Regions from separate parts of the Homo sapiens genome. Here region 2 is linked to region 1. Evidence: read pairs that join two places in POLR2A ChIA-PET (ENCODE). Cell type or tissue: PC-9. All regions are shown on one strand. Each heading gives the region's core, and the rest is flanking DNA. Links, peaks and the distances in the headings are about the cores only. Region 1 overlaps JAZF1 (JAZF zinc finger 1). Region 2 overlaps TAX1BP1 (Tax1 binding protein 1).

Region 1 (5,385 bases), core at 240-5,239:
AAAGATCACCAGTGGTGTCCAGACTCATTGAGGAAAGCTTAGGCCACTGAGTCACATGACTTGCTTAACCTGAACTCAGCCTTGGCAACACGGTTAATCTTTCCAGACCTGATATTTGGTGAAACAGGGAACATAGTCCTCATTTGTTGGCCAGAATCACAGCCTTTGCTGTGCCTCCTTGGCTTCTCTAGACACTTTTGTCTCCCCAAATGGCTCCTTGCCACTAGGAATCTGCCCACCTTTTGACAGACAGCTGTGCTGATGGAACATTGCTCAAAAACTTGAGAATTTACTTACTAAATTAAGTCTCAGAAAATGGGTTAAGTCATGGTTAATGAAGGGAGGAGGAAGAGGAGCAGCATGCTAGTGCAGGGGAGACACGGGCCCTTTTTAACCAGGGTTCCCACAGCGTTTGTGTGGCATTCCTGTGTGTGTTTGTGGGGGCGGGTGGTGTGGGTGTGTGTGTGTATGGTTGTCACTAGAACAAATTGTGCAGCTGTGTACCTTGGTATGTCAAGGTTACCATGATTTATAGGTTGTATGTCCAAGTTCACAACACCAAGAGAGGAGGGAGAACTGCAGGAGGAAGTCTTAGCGACAGGGCTTTAAGAATGTGTTTCATGTTTAATGCTTTTAACATGGGTGCCTTGTTCTTGCTTCTAGAAAGCACTATAGAAGATATAACCCCAATCCAGATTGCTGTCTGTAGCTGGCCAAACCCATGTGAGGGTGAAGGTGGGGTTTGTGTGTGTGAATGTTGTTATGGTTGTTTATAGTTGTTGTGTTATATCTGAGCTGTAGGAGAGTATTTTACAACAAGAGGTATGAGTTCTGTAATCCCAGCACTTGGGAGGCCGAGGCAGGTGCAGCACTTGAGGTCAGTAGTTCAAGACCAGCCTGGCCAATGTGGTGAAACCTTGTCTCTACTAAAAATACAAAAATTAGCTGGGCATGGTGGTGGCACTTGTAGTCCCAGTTATTTGGGAGGCTGAGGCAGGAGAATTGCTTGAACCAGGAGGCAGAGGTGAGCCGAGATCGTGCCACTGCACTCCAGCCTGGGCAACAGTGCGAGACTCCATCTCAAAAAAAAAAAAAAAAAAACCGATGTATATATATATATATATATGAGTTAGACGTAGAGAAGCCTTTCTCTCTCTGCCTCTGGCTGTCTCTCCCTCTGTCTCTTACACTGGATATGCACCCTCTGGGTTTATTCCATTCAGCCATTCCACAAACGGAATTTCTGCTCTACACGAGGCACGTGTGTGCTCAGTGCTTTCAGAGCCATGGGTGTGTGGTGTGTCCTCAAGACACTTGGAGTTGAGTAAGGTGGACAAAATATAGAGACATAACGATATAATAATGCTTTATGTAATTAATAACAGCTTCTGCATTTTGAGCCACTTGGTACATGACAGGCCAATTACCTCATTTACTCTCACAACAGTCCTCTGAAGTTGAAATGTTATTGCCCCGTCTGCCAACAAGTCACCTTCTTAGGTTGTGAACATTCAGACTCACAGATGACCGTGGGCCACATAGGGCACTGGGTCTGTTCAGAGGATGGAGGACAAGTCGCCTTCTGCAGGCACCCTTGCAGCAGTGCACGTGGGAGTCTGTTCAGGTGCAGAGAGGTAGGAGTGGAAGCTATCCTGGTAGAAGAGCCTCACGCCCCATAGGAGCCAAAGCTCTTGAAACACGCTCTGGGCATAGCTCCCCATTCTGTGCAAGGGCCATGCCCAGCTACAAGATCACCACGCTCGGGAAGTCCAAATCAGGATTCTTGGCTTCCTATCAGATAGCTACAGGTTCCTAGATCCTCCAGGCTGTGCAGTTCACCAGTCAGAGGTCATTCTTACGTAGATAGTGTTGCCTAGTAACATAGTTGACACACTCTTTTAGCAGGTTACCAAATGTAGCCAAAGATCAGACTCCCGTGTAGAAAGGGAAAAGACGTACGTTAATTCCTTACCTACTCTCATTCCCATTTTACAGAGAATAAACCTGAGATTCAGAGAAGTTTATCAACTTGCCTCAAATTACATAATAACCCAGCCAGGATTTGAACCCCGGCCTGACTCCAAATACCATGCTCTTAACTAAAATGCAAGATGTAAACATTTTTTTCTACCCCCATAAGCATGTCCGTGTTTATTTTGCTATTTGAAACACTAGTTTGAATTACTTAACCCTCGAGAACAATCGGCCTTCCTGGAAGCAGCAGCCTGTTTATCCTGTGGCTTTGCCACTCCCTGGCGCACTGCATACCCCAGTGTGAGAAGCTCAGCACCATGATAGTTAGCAGTTCTTCTTAGGATAATAAAAAAAAAAGCACTAGTTCTTTGCTTTTCTCTGTGAGTCTGTATTTTTAGTAGAGGTTTATGAGGCGGAGGGAAAGAAGTTTAAGGACAATAGAACCAGTTTTGCATCTGAAGATAAATGAGTACCTACCTGGCTACCAGGTGCAAACAATTCTCTTTTGCCTTGACATTCCTTTCTTCTTTTTAAATCATCACTATCCTATAGCACAAAACCTAAGAGCTCAAGGCAAAGCTTTATTACTAAGCTCAGTTCAGCATATAAAATCCAGTTTATATATCTGGATTATATTGCAAGAACCATTCAAGAAATGTGCCATCCATGTTCCAAGTATAAAAATAGAAATTTTAAGACAGCGTAACAGTATTACTGTTGTTTCATTGGGTGTTTAATTGACTTCAAGCTTTCGCCAGGTATTAGAACTATCTGTTGACTTCCAAAACTTCATTGTGTAGTGAGGAAAAATACTAAGGAATTTTGTAGACAAAATGTGAAATAGGTTAGGTGAAATACCATGTTTAAGTGCAATGCAGTGAGCTTATGATAAATTATATTGAAATAGTCAAAATATAATTGATGCGGGAGGTGTTGGAGAGAGGCCTTGGGGGGCATGGAATGTTCTGTTTCTTAGCCTAGGTGGTGGGGACAGCTGTGGTTTTATCATCTGAACGCTATCATACATTTATGGACTATGCTTTCTATGGCAATTTTCAAAAATGCAGCTGACAAAGTTTGCCTGCCAATATGAAAAGGTGAATGTTCTTTAGGTAGGAGATACCATTTCATAGATTGTTTTGAATCTCATATTACAGGAATTTACAAAATGGTAGATTATACAGTGAGAAAAGAACAAAGTTTGAATATTACCAACATCAGAGAAGCACTGGAAGAATAACTGAAGTTTCCAAAGTGAAACTATCAGGAAAAGTCACCTTTCTCTTTATGAGTAATAAAATTAGAACATAAACAAATCATCAGTGGTGACCTCCTTCCTTGTGCTGCTCTCTTCCCTTCTTCTGGAATCTTCCTGGGCAGATGTATGCAGTTCTGTCTGTGTTTCCTGAGGTGGGCCTGGCCCTGTGCTAGGAACTGGGGACTAGAATCCTTGCCTTCATGACTAGGGAAGCAAGGACTCAATTAGCCAAGAAAAGTTTTTAAACCCAAATAACAATATGAGAATCAAAGTAATACCAAAAAATTTAAAAAAAAAAGTTTTCATGAGGCCATTTATGTTAGATGGCAGTTAAGTGGTACAAAGAAGAAATACTGCCAACCTGCAGATAAAGGAAGCACTGTCTACTTAGGAGTGGTTGGGGAACTTTGAGGATGTGTGGGCTTCCTATGGGTAGAAAAAGAGAGCAGACCTTCCAAGAGAGGAAGTCTTGTAACTGAAAGTATTACAGTGGGTGCAGATGTATTCTGTGTGTATAAGCTTCCTGGCAAGGAGGATTTGCTGGGTAAGAAATGGACCTGACTTTGAGAAACCTTAAAAATAACAAGCTAGAAGATAATTCCATTGCATTGGAAAAGGGAAGCTGTTGTGAGTTTTTGAGATTGGGACTGACCTGTGGCCAAGGTCCTTTTCCAGGGTCGTGCATGTCTGAAACTCTAATAAATGTCATCAGTCCTCATGCTCTATACATGGCCCAGGTTCCTTACCTTCCATTATTGTTTCAGATTCATGACAGATGCTGCCCGCCGAGAGCAGGAGTCCCTAAAGAAGAAGATTCAGCCGAAGCTCTCGCTGACTCTGTCCAGCTCAGTGTCTCGAGGGAATGTGTCCACTCCCCCACGCCACAGCAGTGGAAGCCTTACTCCCCCCGTGACCCCACCCATCACCCCCTCCTCTTCATTCCGCAGCAGCACTCCGACAGGTGAGTGGCCTGGCCCTACCGCCTTGAGAAGGAGGAGAGGGGAGAAAGAGAAAGTGTGTGTGATGTGCTGGGGGCAGAAAGGGGCTGGGGACAGATGACGACACAGACCCACCACATCGTTGATCCTTTCACTAGTCTACATATTGATAAATTCTTTAATTTATTATTGAAGAAATATTTATAGATTATTGTTAATATGCATGTGATAATGGTTTTGTAGATTTTTTGTCAATATATTTCCCATTTTTACCATGCATACCCATCTACACAACATTTTTAATGGGCTCTGTAATACATATTTCATCACCCGATTTACAACTAAATATATTATGAACGTTTTCTCTTGTAAAACAGTTAAAATAATTGTATCCTTTAGAGAAAACATAATTTATTAAGCAGTCTTGGAGAAATTTAGATATAATTTTTCTTCCAAGGAGACTTCATTGTTTTTACAACACCTTGAGAAGAAGGGGGAGTCCTTGTCTTCTCCAGCTTTTTCTATAGATAGTGGAAACTTGCCCTTCAATTTAGCTTTTTCATTTGCTTCTTTATACCCACCTATTCACCAATCAAGTAATCCATTTTATTTTTCCCAGTCCATCTCTCCTATTTGCCTTCTCTTTCCCGTCAGTCTCCCTGACACACATGTGGATGTGCACTACTCCAGCACTCTCATCTGCTCTCCTCCAGGTCCTCGCCTTAAAGAGGCTTCTGTCCTTTTAAGGGTACCATCTTCATTGATTTGGATCAACTCTGCTCAAAACTTTATCCTCAGTTCCACATTAGGATTAGCCTATAATAATCTGAAGACAAAGTTCAGTTGTTTAAAAGAAAATATTAGTAAGAAAACCTTGGTAGACTTACATGTCTCAAGAAACTAGAACTTCAGCTGGGTGCTGTGGCTCACATGTATAATCACAGCACTTTGGGAGGCTGAGGCAGGAGGATCACCTGAGGCCAGGATTTCAAGACCAGCCTGGGCGAAATGGCATTTTGAATGCCTCACAAGTGCCAGAAACTGAGCTACTGAGGTGAGCAGAGAGAGGCCCCCTGCCCTGACCTCAGGAGCTTACACCTGTTGGAGGATATTGGCATTCTAGGGGCCAAACAAGATCACTCTTGTCTTCCTCTCCCAAGTGTGGAAATGATTAAAAAGTAAAATAGCAGTCATAGACGAAGAACAAAATATCAA
Region 2 (5,385 bases), core at 52-5,051, 100 kb after region 1:
CAATTATACCTCAATATGGTTGTTTAAAAAAAAAAAAAAGCACCCTGAGGAAGGTTTTTGCTTGAACATTATTCTATCTTCCTTTCAATACTATTTCTATAGAAAAATCTTGAAATATTCATCCAGAATTGTTTCATCTTTAACGAAAATGTAGTTCACTCTTACAAAAAACTACCCTGAATTCAAGAGTAAAACTGTTCTAATCAACCCTTCCACAGGATTCTCTCAAGCAAAAAAAAAAATTCATTTTAACTTTGGTTAAAAGATTTTGCTATTTATAAGCAACAAAATATTTTAAATAATTACTGTAAATTAAATTACAGTAACATGAAGCTAATGTGTAAATTTTATTCTATAGCTCTAAAAAATGCCCCTCCCCTCCCCAATGCACACAAAAACACACAAAGCACATTTAAAAAAACAAACAAAAATCACTTGCACAAACAACACTTTTTCCTCTCTATGCCAAATTGATATAAATGAGAAGCATTTTCCCTTTTCCTTTAAATATTCCAGTACTGAATACTACACCAAGAAGGCTGCAAACCAGAAAAGTCTGAATGAAGCTGTTTAAAATAATCAAAATAGGCCGGGCGCGGTGGCTCATGCCTGTAATCCCAGCACTTTGACAGGCCGAGGCGAGTGGATCACGAGGTCAGGAGATAGAGACCATCCTAGCTAACATCGTGAAACCCCGCCTCTACTAAAAATACAAAAAATTAGCTGGGTGTGGTGGCAGGCGCCTGTAGTCTCAGCTACTTGGGAGGCTGAGGCAGGAGAATGGCATGAACCCAGGAGGCGGAGATTGCAGTGAGCTGAGATCACGCCACTGCAATCCAGCCTGAGCGAGAGAGTGAGACTCCGTATCAAAAAAAAAAATAAAATAAAATAATAATAATCAAAATAAACACCGTAAGAGACAATTCATTTGGTTAACATTCCCTTTTCCACTATGCAAGTCTAGTCACTTTAAGATGTAAAAATCTTTGCTATTATAATAGTAATTTATTTTATTTATTATTTTTTTTTAGAGACTCGCTCTGTTGCCTAGGCTGGAGTACAGTGTGCAAACTCGGCTCACTGCAACCTCCGCCTCCCGGGTTCAAGTGATTCTCCTGCCTCAGGAGACTGTAGCTGGGACTACAGGCATGCTCCACCACAGCCTGGCTAATTTTTGTATTTTTAGTACAGACAGGGTTTCACCATGTTGGCCAGACTGGTCTCGAACTCCTGGCCTCAAGCGATCCACCCACGTCGACCTCCCAAGGTGCTGGGATTACAGGCGTGAGCCACCGCACCTGGCCGATAATAGTAAATTTAAAAACAGCACTTCCCTTTTATGAAGTTCAAATATTTTTCATGCATCTTTATACGATGACAGATAATTTCTAACCTCAATTAACTATTTGCCCATTACCCAAACAAGAACATTTTATTAGGTGAAAAGAAAATAGTAACTTTAGGTCTCATGATGCTACACACACGCCTATGTGAACAGGTACACAAAACGCCCACCTCATCATCCCAAAAGCCAAAGTGAAACTAAGTAACACTATATGGAGATGGAAAAGAAACTCAAAGATACCAATCAATTGAAACAATAAAGGTAAGCTAAGTCATTAACATTTTATAAATCTCTTTCACTTACAAGGTAGTTAACTTACCTGCAAGAGTTGTTTACATTTATTATACTTTTCTGTTTTGTCAGCAATTTCTTTGGTCATTTCACAGACTTGCCCCTTTGTTACTATGTCAAAATCTGCCTCTGCTGTAGAAAGGCAGAATATAAGACTGTTAAAAAGTATTTTGCCCCTTATATTATCTTCCTGTTCAGAATAACTTAAAGGTCAGTATACTGTAAAATATAGTAAATGGAATGCTGAAGGACAGAAATATCTATTCATATCCTAGATATACAAAGAAGGATATATAAACTCTAGTTGAGAATTGTTAAATGTGTGTTTGGCCAGAACCAAGTTCGCATTCAATAATAAAGGATTATTCTTTGATTTTTTAAAAATTTGCTAAAAAGCGGCCGGGCACGGTGGCTCATGCCTGTAATCCCAGCACTTTGGGAGGCCAAGGCGGGTCGAGGCCGAGGCAGGAGATCGAGACCATCCTGGCTAACACGGTGAAATCCTGTCTCTACTAAAAATACAAAAAATTAGCCAGGCGTGGTGACACACACCTGTAGTCCCAGCTACTCAGGAGGCTGAGGCAGGAGAATTGCTTGAACCCAGAAGGCAGAGGCTGCAGGGAGCTGAGATCACGCCACTGCACTCCAGCCTGGGGGACAGAGTGAGACTCTGTCTCAAAAACAAAACAAAACAAAATTTGCTAAAAAGAGTTCCATAACAGCACAAAAATTGTTCTCCTTATATAACTGAATAGACAGGGTAAGTAGGAAAACCATACTCTGAGAATTCTCTTTCCCCTCTCTGAAAGCCAGGGTCTCACTATGTTGCCCAGGCTAGCCTCAAACTCTTGAGCTCAAGTGATCCTCTTGCCACAGCTTCCAGAGTAGCTAGGAGTACAAGCGCATGCCACCATACCCCACCAAGAACACATTTTAAATCATTCTTCTAGCCCTTCATTACCACTAAGTCTTTATTAAGTAAATACCCTATAACACCATTTTAGGTACTACAGAGGATACATGGAAACAGAAGGCTCAATTCTGTCCTACAGGGGATAAACCTAATATTTAATAGTCTAAGATGTTTACATTTAAAAAGACTTAAAAGATCAATTACTACACACACTAAACAAGAAAATATACTTTCTCTAGTATTTAACGTCATTACTGTCAAATTTACATAAAAGTGAAAAAATCAGGACAGATGAAAACCTAGTTAATCCAAGTTTTCATGTTATTAATGTTCTCACTATGTCTCTCTATTCTGTTCTATAAGTTAATAAACTAATAAAAACTTAACTCATCAGCCAACAGGTACATTGACAAGGGAAGAAGTACCCCCATTGATCCAAAGCAGCCAAAAATAAATGAATAAATAGAAAAATATGAGAATAATAGGGGATTTTTTCCCCTGCAGAATTTAAAAATTAAAATCCACAAATAAAATGCTTCAAAATTCCATAGATTTAATGGAACATAAAGTAAAAATTCAATTCGTGGCTTTTGTCCTATGTAGCCCAAATGAGTACTCACAAGCACCAGCTCATTTTTAACATGTGTGAATAGTCTCAAGAAGATAACTACTAGTTTACATTCACATTTTATATGTTCATGTTGTGTATATTCACCACTTGCATGACTCTATTTTACATTTATACCCTTATTTTCTTGTTGCCTCAATTCCTTCACTTATCACATGAAAATTTTTATGAACATCCTGAAATTCTAACACATGGAAGAAGGCAGTATAAGTACTTTTCAATGTAGGACACCCTACACAAAAAGTCTAAAAGATTTTTACCTGCAGAAGGTGATGGCTTTACATCTACAGTAGAGGCAGAAGTGGCTGGGTCTGTGTTTACTGAAGCATCATTCACTTTCTGCTGATTCCCCGTTTTCTTTGTGAAGACATTATTATTATTAGCCTATTCAAAATGTTAATAAGTTGTTAAATGAGTCAATGAATTAGTTATATTTCCTCCTTGCAGTAACTAAGTAAATAATATTTTTACATATTACTTTAGGAAATCCTAAGAAGTCCACAAAGCTGCTCTTGTTTTAAAAGCCAACAAAGACTAAAGTTATACACATCATTTTGCTAACTGACCTAAATGTTGCAAAAGAAATATACTATATTTTGCTTTTTCTTATAAACTCATCAAAAGACCACCAAAATAAGTCATTCACAGAAATCTACTACAAAGTTATAACGTACTCAAAAGGCCCCAGGCCAAATTCATACATGTGAGTGAGTCATACTTAAAGTATCATATTTTTTCACAAAAGCCTTCCTACTTTACTACATGCATTCCTTGCTTGTCTCCTCTGATTTAAAAAAGTAGGACCAGGAAAGTATCATATGCATCACATAGTAAAAGAGAGCTATAGTACCACTTTCAATTTCAGGTTTTAAATATGTTTCTTCTACATTTCCAGGAGTTCCTCAGATAGTAAGCCTTGTATTTAAGCACAGTTTAAGGACCCACATTGAAACATACATACCTCAAAACAAAAACATCTTCTTTGGTATATTACAAATCTACCTACCTATTCTCAAATGGAATAAAAAAGAATTAGCTAACACTCTTTAACTGTTCCTAATCTAATAGGAATAGGAATCTTCATAATATGAGTATGAAGAACTTGCCAATTACAACTGAGACACCATCTAAGACCTAGGGATGATTAATGGTGAACTCCAATGAGGATAGATGTCATGGTCACAAGAGTCAATAATAAGTATTGAGTTTTGAGTGACAGATATTTATCAAGAACTTAAGAGGGAAATTATCTAGAAAAGAAGACTTTTTTCTGTTTTTTCCTTGCTACTGCCCTTGCTTCCTTTGTTGGCTGTCCAGTAAATTAAAATTCCAGACTTTTTTAAAGAAGAGTTATTACAATATTTGGCCAATGACTTGAAATCAAGCAGAGATAAATAATATTTAAAAGGTTGATATTTGGAATATTACAAATTTGATTTTCGAACAAAAATACTAACAACACATTTTACTATGTGTAAATTTAATGATACTTACTGATTGATCTGAAAGTTTGTTTATTTGTTTTTGGAGCCTTTGGCATTCCTTAAATTTTTCTTTATAATGGTCTGCAGCCATCTGAAGACGGAGTTTCAGATCTTCAACTTCTCTTCTTAGTTCGTGTTCCAGTGTATCAGTCTTGTCCTAGAAAGAAACAAACATTTGAAGAAAAAAATAAAAATCTGATACCTCCTAATGTTAATAGTAACCCCAACTTCAATCTTACTTTTTTTCTTTTTTTTGTTTTTGAGACAGAGTCTTGCTCTGTCACCCAGGCTGAAACACAGTGGCCCAATTATGGCTCACTGCAGCCTTGACCTCCTGGCTCAAGCAATCCTCTTGTCTCAGCCTTTGGACTAGCTGGGACTACAGCTGCACACCACCACACCTGGGTAATTTTTGAAAATTTTTGTAGAGATGAGGTCTCACTATGTTGCCCGGGCTGGTCTTGAATTCCTGGGATCAAGCGATCTTCCCACCTCAGCCCCCCAAAGTGCTGAGGTTATAGGTGTGAGCAACTGTCCCCGGCCACTTTTTTATTTTGGGATTTTGGCTACAGAGCAACATAGGGTCTCTTGTTAAGTCCAGTTTTACATTCTTAGGACTAAGGTTCATTTAAAAAACTAGAGAAAAATAATCCACCTCCTGAAGAGCAATTATTACTCCCTTAAACAACCATAATACTGTTTTATACAGCTAGTAAGAAATTCC

Evidence for each region. Peaks named below come from ENCODE experiments on the same cell type or tissue, not always from the same donor. Only the 100,000 strongest peaks of a DNase experiment are listed, where the experiment ranks them.
Region 2: POLR2A ChIA-PET joins it to region 1 with 10 read pairs; 2 of 35 experiments call an interaction of 5 or more read pairs at or near these places.

Annotation. Positions count from the first base shown.
Region 1 is chr7:27,894,028-27,899,412 of GRCh38, reverse strand. It overlaps JAZF1 (JAZF zinc finger 1), which reads left to right. Exons shown (of 5, transcript NM_175061.4): 3 at 3,997-4,193. Among named protein-coding and RNA genes, the nearest start is that of TAX1BP1-AS1, 160 kb to the right of the region's middle. In PC-9, for the core only: no CTCF peak of the experiment used is centred there; a DNase peak (open chromatin) is centred at 2,232; H3K27ac peaks cover 815 bases.
Region 2 is chr7:27,792,499-27,797,883 of GRCh38, reverse strand. TAX1BP1 (Tax1 binding protein 1) reads right to left here. Exons shown (of 17, transcript NM_006024.7): 10 at 4,672-4,818; 11 at 3,438-3,561; 12 at 1,665-1,768. Among named protein-coding and RNA genes, the nearest start is that of TAX1BP1-AS1, 55 kb to the right of the region's middle. In PC-9, for the core only: no CTCF peak of the experiment used is centred there; no DNase peak of the experiment used is centred there.